2 separate regions of the Homo sapiens genome follow, and region 2 is linked to region 1. A link is a contact called in ENCODE Hi-C data. All regions are on one chromosome and are shown on one strand. Each heading gives the region's core, a stretch centred on a gene start or an enhancer-like site at or near the end of the contact. The rest is flanking DNA. Distances are from core to core; before and after follow the strand shown.

What was found. Hi-C counts contacts between places; a loop is a spot of excess contacts on that map. Pooled maps may share reads with other maps.
Region 2: a pooled map shows a loop between it and region 1 (1.9-fold over the local background). The contact joins the promoter of CD5L here to the enhancer-like site in region 1. A Hi-C loop is called at or near these places in 2 of 37 single-sample maps with no recorded cell type and 4 of 50 pooled maps.

The regions. Positions count from the first base shown.
Region 1 is chr1:157,650,204-157,656,554 of GRCh38, forward strand. LOC105371457 (a long non-coding RNA gene) reads right to left here. Exons shown (of 3, transcript XR_922184.3): 2 at 3,976-4,071; 3 at 1,981-3,008. Among named protein-coding and RNA genes, the nearest start is that of FCRL3-AS1, 42 kb to the right of the region's middle. Within about 2 kb of position 3,053, at least 3 of the 41 ENCODE cell types and tissues checked have a DNase peak (open chromatin) inside an H3K27ac peak, as active enhancers do.
Region 2 is chr1:157,838,513-157,844,379 of GRCh38, forward strand. It overlaps CD5L (CD5 molecule like), which reads right to left and starts at 3,296. Exons shown (of 6, transcript NM_005894.3): 1 at 3,162-3,296; 2 at 872-898. The coding sequence starts at 3,189.

The DNA.
Region 1 (6,351 bases), core at 1,803-4,302:
AACTCAAGACATTTATTCTCTTTTCCAAAGTAGAGATTAGTTGTCTATTAGAGAGCCCATAGAGGCTCCTAAAGAGCTATTTCTTCTAGAATTAAGGAGGGTTAAGTTCTTCAATCCCAAAGACCTGTTTATCTTCTTGTAGGTGGAGGTCACTGTTCCCCGAGCCATTCTCCACACTCCTTCCCAGACTACAAGTTCACACAAACATATGGAATCAGTACGGAGTGAGGACACTTTCTGTCACATTTTTGTTAAAAACCATAAAGTGGTCTAAGACTTTACTGGAACATATTGTTACATGTAAAATGATTCAGCACATAACAACTGTTTGCACAGGTAGAACTGACTTCTTGAATTTGATATCTACTTTTTATGAAGAGATATAGATACAATTACTTCTACCTCAGACATTATTTCTATTCTTTTACTCCTCTGATTGCAGTATGTTGCAGTTGGGAGGTGGAGAAGGGAAGGTTTTGGAAATCTAAAAAGGCCTTCTCTATGCAGTCTTGCTTAAATTTCAAGTATGGTAGTAATAATAAACATAATTGTCATCATCATCATAGCTCATACTTATTAAGCACTTACTTAATGTCATGTGTTGGGCTAAGGAATTCATTTTCTTCTCAGGAAACCCCTATAAGTTAGATTATGCTGTTATTCACATGTCAGAATGTCTTCAGAGTTAAAACAAATTGCTGCATCTTGCACCTTCTTATTACTAAAGAAGAGGCACAATACCTGGTGGATATCTTTGGAATTTGTATGCAATATATCCTCATTTACGTGCACAACTCTTACCCATTTGCTGAGGAGCCCATAACACTATTAATTCTGAGTGAGGCTCAGGGCAAGAGAAGGCTCTGCAATAATTCCAGATTGCCTTGAAAGCTGCTTGACCACTTGAGACTTGTGGTGTGGTAGATCCGATGTAGCCTGAAATGACTATAGAAAATATGGATGTTGTATAGTGCTTCTAAGGGTCAGAAAAGGAAAATTAGAGCACAGACTTCTAGAATTTTAGATAAAAGTTATACTCTCTTCTGGAGATAATGTTCTTTTAGGATACAGCATCAAGTTTGCCTAGACCTTACTAAAAACTTAATACTTAACATGGGACATCAAGTGACCACGCAATCTGCAATTCGAACTGCTCATCATGAGTGGGGTTTTATGTAGCCACAAGATTGTACATGCACAGCAGCAATACATCTATATATATATGATGTATATATGACTGGGTTTAACAAGGCATAAGTAAGTTGTATGAGCAGGTGGCTCAGACTGCTAAGGTACCAACTTTTACTGCATTCCCTCCTCTCCTGCAGTTCACATCTATAGCCTCATGTGGAACTCCTTTTAACTAGATAACTACAGAAGGAAAACCAGGGCTTGCTTCACAGATGATTTAGTAAAATATGTTAGCAAAACTGGAAGTGGACTGTTGTATTACTGCAACCACAATTAGTATTGTTCTTGAAAGAAAGTGATGAAGGAAATCCTTCAAAGGGGGCAGAACTTAAAGTAGTAGCAGTAGTAATGGTCATCTACTCAGTCTGGCTTGAAACTACATTAATCCTGATTGATTCAGCCTTATAGTTGAGGTTCACTGAGCTCCCCTCCTTGGGCTAGGAAGTCTGGCTTTTTGGCTAAGGAGATAGAAACAGCCCTGGGAAAGAGAGACAGTTACAACTTTCAGAGCAGAGGTACTCAGAGGACTGGGTCAGAAACAGGCTGAAAGTTCTCCGCTCCAGCAAACAGGACATGTAGCAGAACACTCATTGCCTTCCCTCTACTGAGGGTGTGATAAACCTTAAATACTAGAGGAGAAGACCCATGCTCTACAAGTCAGCAATTAGGTAAATTAGACAATTTCAGAAAGTGGCAAATTATTTAAAAGAAACAAAATAGAAGTCAACATACGTGGGCAGAAAATATGAAACAACCAATGAAATAACTAGTATTTGAGTGGCTAGCAAATTTCAGACCTAGATCCAATCTCTTTACTTGTTTAATTCATTCAATCCTCACAAAAATCTTAAAAGATGGATATCATTGTTCCCATTTTACAGATGAGGAAACTGACGCATAGGGAGGTTGAGCAGTTTGTCCAAGGACACAGAGGGCAGGTAGAGGAGTCTGTCTGATTGCAGGGTCGAGGTAGTTCCAAGGATCCCAACAACCTCCCACTTTCTGATTCCAGCTTGTTTATGACCTTCCTGCTTAGAATTCTGACAGCTATCCATTTTCCTTTACCATAAATTACCGTTTTTACTTAAGGTTGCATAAGTGGGTCCATGTTCCCTGCTACCAAAAGAGTCCTATCAGTATTTATAAATAAAAGAGTAATTTCCACTTTCAGTAGACTTAAACCTGCATGGAGAGGAAGGCTCTTCTCTTTTCCTTATTAGCATTGGACGCCTTTCTTTCCAACAGGTCCTGAGGGACAAAAGGAGATTGTATGAAGAAATATTTGAAGGATCCGGTGGACCTGAAGCTGAAACTAAATGGCAGGGTTGGATATTGAAAGCAGATAATGATTATAATGGTATTACTTTATTCTAGGCATGGAACACGGATTTATCTGTAAAATTCCTTTTGTGCATATTTGTTTTCAGGGTCCATCTCAATGGAGTTATATCAACTACTGCACCCTGAGAAGATTTATAACATGGAATTTGGTCCATCAACAACCACTTACAAAATCTGCCTTTCCCTTTGAAGATCTCTTCTGTCTCCCTCATTGGCATTTCTCAGCAGATACGTTTATTTTGTAAGGCAGGACCTGCTCGCATAAAATGGAAAGCAGGTGACCGGAGTGGAGATGAGTGTAACCACTGCGCTTCCTTGGCCTGAGATGATAGAAGACCAAACTCTGGCAGCTGTTAGAGAGAAAGGGCTTAGATAGATATTGATGAGTCTCCTGTGCACTGGTCAGAGAGTCAGTCTTGCCCGGTGGTCATGAAGAAGGTACAGAAGTCACAGATTATTTTTTCTTCCTCATGGAGCTGCCAAAAAGGAGACACCAGAGATTAGCATAGAACTGTTAATTTTTCAATCTTTTCAGTTTGTAACCTTTGGAGAACTTTCTCAAGAACCCACTAACCACTACTTCCTCTTTTTGTGACTACTTCTCTCTGTTCTTTTTTGACTCCACATGGTGTATGTAAAGCAGCCCTATCCTAGCAGAAGGGCTGAAGAAACAGTAGCTGCTAAAGAATAATCACAGTAATTGCCCATGGACAGGAAAGAGGGTAAAGGTCCATTTTAAGAGTAGTTTGTGTAGATAGGTTCACTCAACGAATCCAAGGAAGGGAGAGATAAGAATTTATAATTGTCAGGAAGAGAAGAATTTGTAAATATGATTTTACCACAAAAAGCAGAGTAAACAGAGGAAACTGAAGCATCAAGGGAACCTGTAAGAGGCTCCTACATTGTCAGTTATATTCTTATTTATTTATTTATTTATTTATTTATTTATTTATTTATTTTTTAGTAGAGTTGGGGTTTTGCCATGTTGCCCAGGCTGCTCTTGAAATTCTGGGCTCAAGCAATCTACTGGCCTCAGCTTCCCAAAGTGCTGGGTTTATAGGCGTGAGCCACCATGCCCGGCCTTTTGTCAGTTATATTTTTGACACACATGTCTCTTCATTCATCAGCAAGGCACTGTTTTTGTCTTGGATATTAAGAGTTTTCTCCTGTAAGTGTGTAGCACAGAAAATAATTAATACTTTAATCTATATGCCACCATATTCACTTTTGCAAAAAATGAAGCTGCTCTATAGACTGGGTGGCCCAAGGGTTATAGTTCTCTTGAACGGTAACCCTCAGTCCATGATTCTGAAATGGTCTTTTTCTGTTAGCAATTCCTATTTCTAATTCTTTCTCTCCTGGACCTAATTTTATGAGGTTTTGACCATCAAAACACCACACTTTAGAGAACACAATTGGAGAAGTGACTTGTCTCCACATTACCTGTGATAATTTCTTCTCTTAATCTCAAACTCAGATGAAGTCTTGGTTCCATATTTAGAGAAGTTTCAGTAGAAGTCCTCATGTCTTAACCTATGGCTAAGCAAGATATCTTGGTAAATTAGCACATGTTCATAATCTATTAAATAACCTTGGTAGGTTAAAGATACCATAAACAAAAGTAAAAGGCAAAAGACATACCATAGATATCTATATCACACATAATTAATTAAAGATTACTATCCTTAGTTCATTAAAAAACTCACATAATTTGTTAGGAAAAGAGTATCTTAACTTGTTGAAAATGTGAAAAATTTTTATCCTAAATGGACTATTGATTAAAAAAAGAACACTCCCTGAAACACATAAGATTATATTCTACTTCACTAATAGTCAAGTAAATTAAAATTTAAACAATAAAATGTAATTTCTGTTATCATTTTTGCAAAAACAATAAAGAAAGTACAGCACCCAGTGTTGGAACTCATAAATGATTTCCTGCTGGTGCCATACAATGTAAAAACTTTCTGGATTATGAGATGCAAAGTTCCGTATACTACTTTTCACAATAAAAGTTTATTCTGAGGAAGAGAGGAAAAGATTTCATCTCAAAGTTTTTACAAAAGCAAAAAAACAAAAATATACAGAAGAATGGTAAATTAGGGTACGTATATAGATGCAGTATTATAAAGCTATTAAACTCGCGTCTTAGAAGAATATTTTTAAAGCATGAAAAGTGTTCAAATATGTAAAATAAGCATTTAATACAATTGCAGTCCAAGTACGTAAAATGCATATACACACATATGTAGATACATCCTGAATAATGCAGACCTTACTGACCAATGAGTATAAATATGTCCATTCATAGTTAAGCTAGAATTTCACTTCTGGAATAATATTGTAAATTCCCTTCAGACAAGCCATCTAACTGGTAACAATCAGACAAGCCATCCAACTGGTAACAATTATATGTTACATAAAATACAGAAAATGACTACCTGAGAATTCTGAAGAGTAAAAGAGCAGCCAGGGTGTAGTGGGGAAATGAAATTTGGAGAAGTGACTGGCATAGCAGTTAGTTTTCCATTTTTATTGTAGATTTGATTTGTGGATTTGTTTTTTGTAGCAGAGAAGGCATATTGTAGGTTGGTAAGATTTTTGGTAGCTCATTGTCTTTCTGGCCAGAGGATCTAAAAAGGGAGTCTGATTAACCGCAGTTACTAGAAGGTGGAGGGAGAATTCCATAGAGGAGAGAGCCAGAGAAGGAAGTCCCTTAATTTTCTGTGTGGTTAAATACACAAGTTCAGGCTGACACCTGAGCCATATAAGCACAGGACTGTCTAAAAGCAGTACACCAAAGAACTAAATAATTGAATTAAGATTTAAACCACCACCTATGGAAGGAAAGGCAGAGCTTACACATTGAGTCTAACTGGGTTAAATGCCTGCTAAGACAAAAAACAAAAACAAAAACAAAAACAGCATGCTGGATGTCACAGAACACAGAATCTATACAACATAACATTAAAATGTCCAAGATAAAATGAAAAGTACTCAACATACAAAGAAGCAGGAAAATGAATTCAATTTTTCAGAATAAAGACAATCAATAGATGCTAGCTTCAGATGCATCTGATGTTGGAATTATTTGATGAGAATTTTTTTAGTAGGCACAATAACTATACTCAATGAGATTTTAAAAAATATATAAAATGAATAAAAAGGCAGGAAATCTCAGCTGAGATATATAAATAGAGAACCAAATAGAAATTTTTGAAATAAGTCTGTAACATATTTTAAAAATTTACCAAATGGACTTACAGTAGAATGAATAGGACAAAGGAAAGAATCAATAAAATTAAAACTATATCAATTAAATTATTCATCTAAAATATAGAAAGAAAGTTTGAAAAAATAAACAGAAACTAGGGACATGTGGGACAATATCAAGTCTATCAAAAACTGTAACATACATATATTTGGAATCCCAGCAGAAAAGGAGAGAAATTGGACATAAAATAATATTTAAAGAAATTGCAGCTGAAATCTCCTCAGATTTGGTGAAAAACATACATTTACAGGTTTGAGAAGTTCAATGAACCCTACACAGGATAAATTCAAAGAAAACCATACCAAAAACATAACCAGACTACTAAATATCCAAGATAAAGACCAAATCTTGATTGTAGACAGAGAAAAAACAAATTTTTAAAGAAAGGGACAACAATTATCAAACTTGGTTTTTATATTGAGCAAAAATATCCTTCAAAAATGCATGCAAATTTTTTTTTTTCAAAAAATAAGTAAAGCAAAATGTAGAGACTAACTGTCAGAAAACACTACAAGAGATTCTAAAGAAGTCCCTGTCGGAGACCA
Region 2 (5,867 bases), core at 2,046-4,545, 190 kb after region 1:
TATGGGGTAGAAGACTAAAATAGCCATGGGAAAGAAGAAATAAATAAAAAATAAAAAACAAAAAATAAGTAAACAAGAAATTCAGGGAAAGAAGAAATAAATAAAAAAAAATTACTTTTTTAAAAACAAGAAATTCAGCTTGAGGAAACAGAAGGGCTAATCTGAATGTCAAGATGAGAACCCAGGAAGGTTGCATCTATCAGGGTATAGGATTCTCCACACCAATAGCAATGTTTCTGGCTGCCCCTCTCTGGTAAAGTCTCTATGATCAAGCAGAAGGGGAGACTGGAAGGATAATATACAAGAAACTGATAATCCACAACCCATAGCCTCCCTCTTCTATAAACTCATTCTCTCTGTGCACCCTTTCCTTGGGTTTATCATTTGTGCATTACCCAAAGACTCCCCGAGCAGGAAATCCAGCCTATGCTCTGCTGGTCAAGCTATGTGCTGCAAGCAACAATGCATTTCTAATTCAAACAAAGACACCATTAAGCCTGGCAGGGGGACCTGGATATGCTGGAAACCAACAGGAAGAAACCAAAAGGAAGTTCATTTTTCAGGTATGCCCATAAGGCAGTGAAGTGCATTCTAGACCTGAAATGAACCCAGCTCTTACTTGGATGCTGGCCAAGTGGCCACAGAAACCAAGTGGGGAGAGGTACCCCCTGCCAGGATAAACCACCCAAACCCTTCTAAATTCTGGAGGTGGAAATCTGCCCACACAAGACTGAGTGGGTGAGGTAGGAAGCCAGAAAGGAAGTCTGCTGGGCCTGTTTTGAACAAGTCTTTCTCTGTGGCTCAAGAAGCTTCAAAATTTTCCCTCTCCTAAGCTTGAGGCCTCCCTCTCAGAAACCCCCAAAAATCTTACCTAGGAATCCAGGTCTGGTGCAAATGGCTGGGGAAGAAAGAAGGAAATGAGTGAGGTCAATTTCCAAGGCTTTATTCAAAGAACACAACTCTAGAAGGCCTTCACAGAACTGTGTGAGACAAGAGTGGTAGATGCAGAGCCTCCAATGTCAGTCCTGTTGGGACCTTCTTCTTCTGGGATGACCATCCTCCAAGGACACAGGGACACTGGCTAGGAATCACAGAGACCAATTCCACCACAGCTAACTGGTTCAGCCTGCTTTCTTCACACGTGATGGTGGATAGATTGGTTTTCTATTCTAGTCAATTAGATTGATTGGTTGTTACTGCCTGAAGAAAAGTGTGGTGATACAGCCTCTTGGCTCAACAGGAAAGAGTGCTGGAGGCCACTGGGAAGATGCACTGGCCGGTGGAGGTAAAGATGCCATGGTGGGCAGAGCAGAAATTAGGGCAAAGGGGCAGGATATGCCTGTGTTCATCGGCACAGCATTTAGACCAGGTAAGCAAACTCTTACTGTAAGAGGCCAGACAGTAATATTTTCAGTTTTGTGGGCCATACAGTGTCTGTTGCAACCACTCAGCTCTGCCATTGTAGCCTGAGAACAGCCACATATATGTATGCAAGTGAGGACGGCTATGTTCCATTAAACCTTTATTAGACACTGAAATTTAAATTTTTTGTCATTTTCATGTGTCATAAAATAGTATTTCTCTTTTGCTTTTTTCCTACCATTTAAAAATACAAACCTCATTATCAGCTTGCAGGCTGTTTTAGCTGATTTAGATGAATAGCTCAGGAAGTAGCTCTATATGTAGTTCCAAACCTCCAGATTCCAGCACCAGCCTGTCTTTAAAACATGGGGGTTTCTTCCTGCAGGATCTCTGTATATTTGGACTCCTTTCTCCATAAGGTCCCTCCTAATGCTGTAGAGAGTCCTGGGCCCTGTAACCTCCAGGAGTCCCTGAGGCCTATGCATTTTCAACTGCAAAACACCCACCACCCCCATCTTATAGGATTTTTCAGAAGGTGCAAATATCTTTGGACCTCCAGCCTACAGTTTTTCAGGCAGATTCAAGTAGTTCAGTGGTTTATCCTGGAATATTTTCTTTTCTTGGTTTCCAAATAACCTCTCATTACCCTCATTCCCTTAATCTTCAGAATGTGGCCACTCTCAGGCTCAATGAGGCCTTTTCTGCAACTATCCAAAACTCAAGGTTATATTATACATATGGGAATCATTGCATAACCCCAACCCAACATGTGTACATGTGAAGGAAAGTGAGCATGGCAAGCCTGATATGCAGGTGCAAACGTGATATAGCCAGTAAGTGACTTGGAAGCTCTGCAGTAGGGTGGGTAACTGCAGAAGGCACAGGCCAGAAAGGCTTCATGAAGCAGGTGGAAGTGCACATGAGCCTGGAAGACCCAGTAGTATATCCATGAGGGGCAGGACTAGCCGTTGAGTGATGTGGGGGATGCATGGATGTTTAAGATGTGGTCAGTACCTTACATTGAACACAAAAGTGTCCAGTTGAGAGGATTGTGTGGGCTTTGGTGATGTACTAGATCATCAAGACATAAAAGTGGATGTGATTGATTAGCATAGGGATTTACCAGGCATTGTTAGATGCTTTATATTAGTTATCTTATAAAAAAAAATACTCCTAAAAACCTCTGAGGAACATAATATTATCCTCACTTCATAGATGAGAGAGCAAAATTTCAGAGAGGTATGGTAACCTACGAATTCACACCGCTAAGAAATCAAAACGGCAGGATTGAAATCCAGGTCTCCTTGGCTCCACAATCACCAGATTAACTAGGTTAATCTCTAGATTACTCTAAGCAATGAGAAACTGAAGAAAACTAGAAAAACATTATATGAAACACTTTTCAGAGGAAACCAGACAATATGATCAATGAAAGGTGATTGTCTTGCAGTTCTACTTCCTTTCCTGGCTCTACTTGCTGCTGCCCGGTGCCCATTCATTTGTCTTCTTACTAATAGTACATTTAGGAACACTTATGTAAAAAGAGAAATGGGATAAACTATCATGACTCTGTCATTACAAATATAAGAAAATAGAAAAAAATCTGTTAAAGTGAATTACAAATGTGTATGGATTAAGCGGCTTTTTAAGGATTAGAATAGTTACCAAATGTAAAAAGGAGGAAGAAGCTCATCCTTGAAAAACATCTAAATCTGTTCCAGGTTGGCGGGGAGAAAGTTCTCCTAATCAAAGTGCCAGAAAACTCTGAAGCCTAAACCAACAGGTGCAGAGATACTCACCAAGGATCAAGGAGAATAGCAGAGCCATGACCAAGGCAGGTGAAGGTGATGAGCTGAAATTTAAGGCTAGAAGGAGGTCCCCAAGCAGCAATATTTAGTTTTAGCTGCAAGTATGTTAAGAGGAGGGACAAAGACAGGTCCTGAGTGCAGGCAAAGCATTATCAGATGATCAGAAACCAATAGACTCGGGGGGCAGAGCTGACAGAGCTGGACTTGCTGAAATCAGCATGTTCCAGAGGAAAGGAGGTGGCCAGAACTGGCGGAAAAATGCTGAAAACAAAATAGAAACAGGCTATCATGACTTGGTTCTGCTGTAAGTCCAGCTCCGTCTGTCTCTCCTACAGCCCCTTTGCTATGTAAACAGAGGAAACACCTCCCACAAGGAAAGGCAGGTGCCAAAAATATGGCCATCTCTCAGTAGAAGACAAGGCAGTACTTAGTCGCCAAGGATGGTTTGCAAGGGAAATAAGCCAATTTTGATTCCTTTACCCCAGAGGGAAGTGCCTAGAAAATTTGGAAGCCAGAGGCCATGGGATAAATGCAGAGTTGCCCTTGGAGGCATATCCCATAAAACATAATCCAGGGTCATGGTGCCAATCTCCACATACAGGCCTGGCTTTATTGTCTTCAAACCTGCTTTCTCACTGCTAAGCAGAGGGTCCAATATACAGATTTGTTATTTTTCTATGCTTGTGCTGGTGTATGCCCATCTTTGGAAGCTGGATGGAAACAGATCCCTGAGGTGAGGGGCATCATAATCATTGAACTCAAGTTGTCTGTAGGTCTAAGACATGATGGACAGAGATTAAGCAGTAAGACCCTCTCAGGCCCCTCTGCTTTGCTATATTATTAAGTATAGCTATGCTTCATGAGCTATTCTACTCCAGATTGATCAAGCAATCAATTTTGTATGCTGACATAATCTCTGCATTCCAAGCAGGGTAATTGTTCCTCTACAGTAATAATTTTTGCTTCTTTGTAATATTCAGGTAACTCAGCAGAAAGCTTGGTTCATTGTAGGCATTCATTTTTAATCCCACATTTCTTCATTTACTTAGTATTGTATTCAATGAAAAGTTTTTAGCACTCATGAATGCCAGGCAATGTGATGGGTGGAGGCAGTACATGAAGGAACAAGGGATAGTTTTGCACTGTAAAAATATATGGTCTAGTAATTGCAATAACATGTGGAAACCACTGTTAAGAGAGAAAAGTATAACAAACTTTGGAGGCCAGGCGAGGTGGCTCATATCTGTAATCCCAGCACTTTGGGAGGCCGAACTGGGAGGATAGCTTGAGCCCAGGAGTTTGAGGCTGCAGTGAACTATGATCAGGCCACTGAACCTCAGCCTGAGTGACAGAGTGAGATCACATCTCTAAAATAAGAAAAAGAAATGAAACCTTGGAGGAAATGGTTACTATGTTTGGAGCTAATCAGAGAAGACTTCACAGCAATGATGATACTTGAGCAGGGGTTTAGGATGAGTTAAGTGGAGAATCAGAATAGGAAAAGATTTTGCTATGCATATGCAGACAAGTGAAACAGCATTACTTATTCAAGGAACCACAGGTAGTTTGGAATGACTGGATTACAGCCTGCTTAGTGATCAGGGGCCAGGGCTTCTTGATGTTGAAAGGTAAAGACACTAGATGATATGCAAGTAGCAACAAGAGCCAGATAATGGAGGGTATATCATGAATGAGTTTGTAAATGCTAACTATTCACATCCTTCCCTCTCTAGATTCTGAAGTGACACAGTAATAGGTACAGAATTCAGAAAAGGTTCAAAATATCATCTTTACTGTTGATGAACTACATTAGACTGCCACTGGGATCTAAGGCTTTATGCATTTACCTCCATTCTTCAGGAGCTAGATGTGCACAACAGAGTTTACCCTTGGAAAAGAAAAGACTTTGTGTGGCTTGAGGGCAGACAAACCCATTAGCAAACACAGGCTTCATGATTCAGAAATATATTTTCCCCATTCCATGTGGAAAATTGAGTGAAAGAAGAAGAGAAAAGAAAAAGAAAACTTTTCCTCCCAATATAGTATTTTATGAACAGGCGTGAGAACATGAAGAAAGGAAAAGGAAGCTTTTTAGCCAGGAAGGACACTATCCCACAGGACACAAGAAGCCACCGAAGGGTGTTACACATTTAAGGTGTGTATTTTGGCTGCAGCACTGAGCAGGAATTGGGATGAAGACCAGTAATGGGTCATTAAGACCCATTAAGAGACCACTGCACCAGAGAGAGCAGAGGAGGACTTCAATAGGAGGTAGAAGAACGTACCTAAAACTTACTGTGTTTGGAGGATAAAAGTTACTTAATGTGAGCAAGTAGGCTGTATTGGCTGGCAGCTTCTAAAAAGTGGTAAAGGTCTGAAATAATCACTAAAAGGAAAGCGAGTCTGAAAAAGATAAGTAAACTATCTGTTTTCAGCACTGGGTAGAAAAACTTGCATTTGTAAGCAGCATCCATGTGCCCAGCTGTGGAATCTTCTCAGGCTGCAGACAGAAGGCTGGTGTGAGAGGCCCATAAAGCCAGAGATCAAGCTGAGGGGCCCGCCCAACTGGTGTATGAGGCTTAGAGAAGATCAGGACATGGGCTGATGTAAAGTGAAAACAGAAATAAGTTCTGGGAAAGGGAACCTCAGTGAGGAAGTGCTGGGGAAAAGGAGAGTGTTAGAAAGTTCAAGGTATAG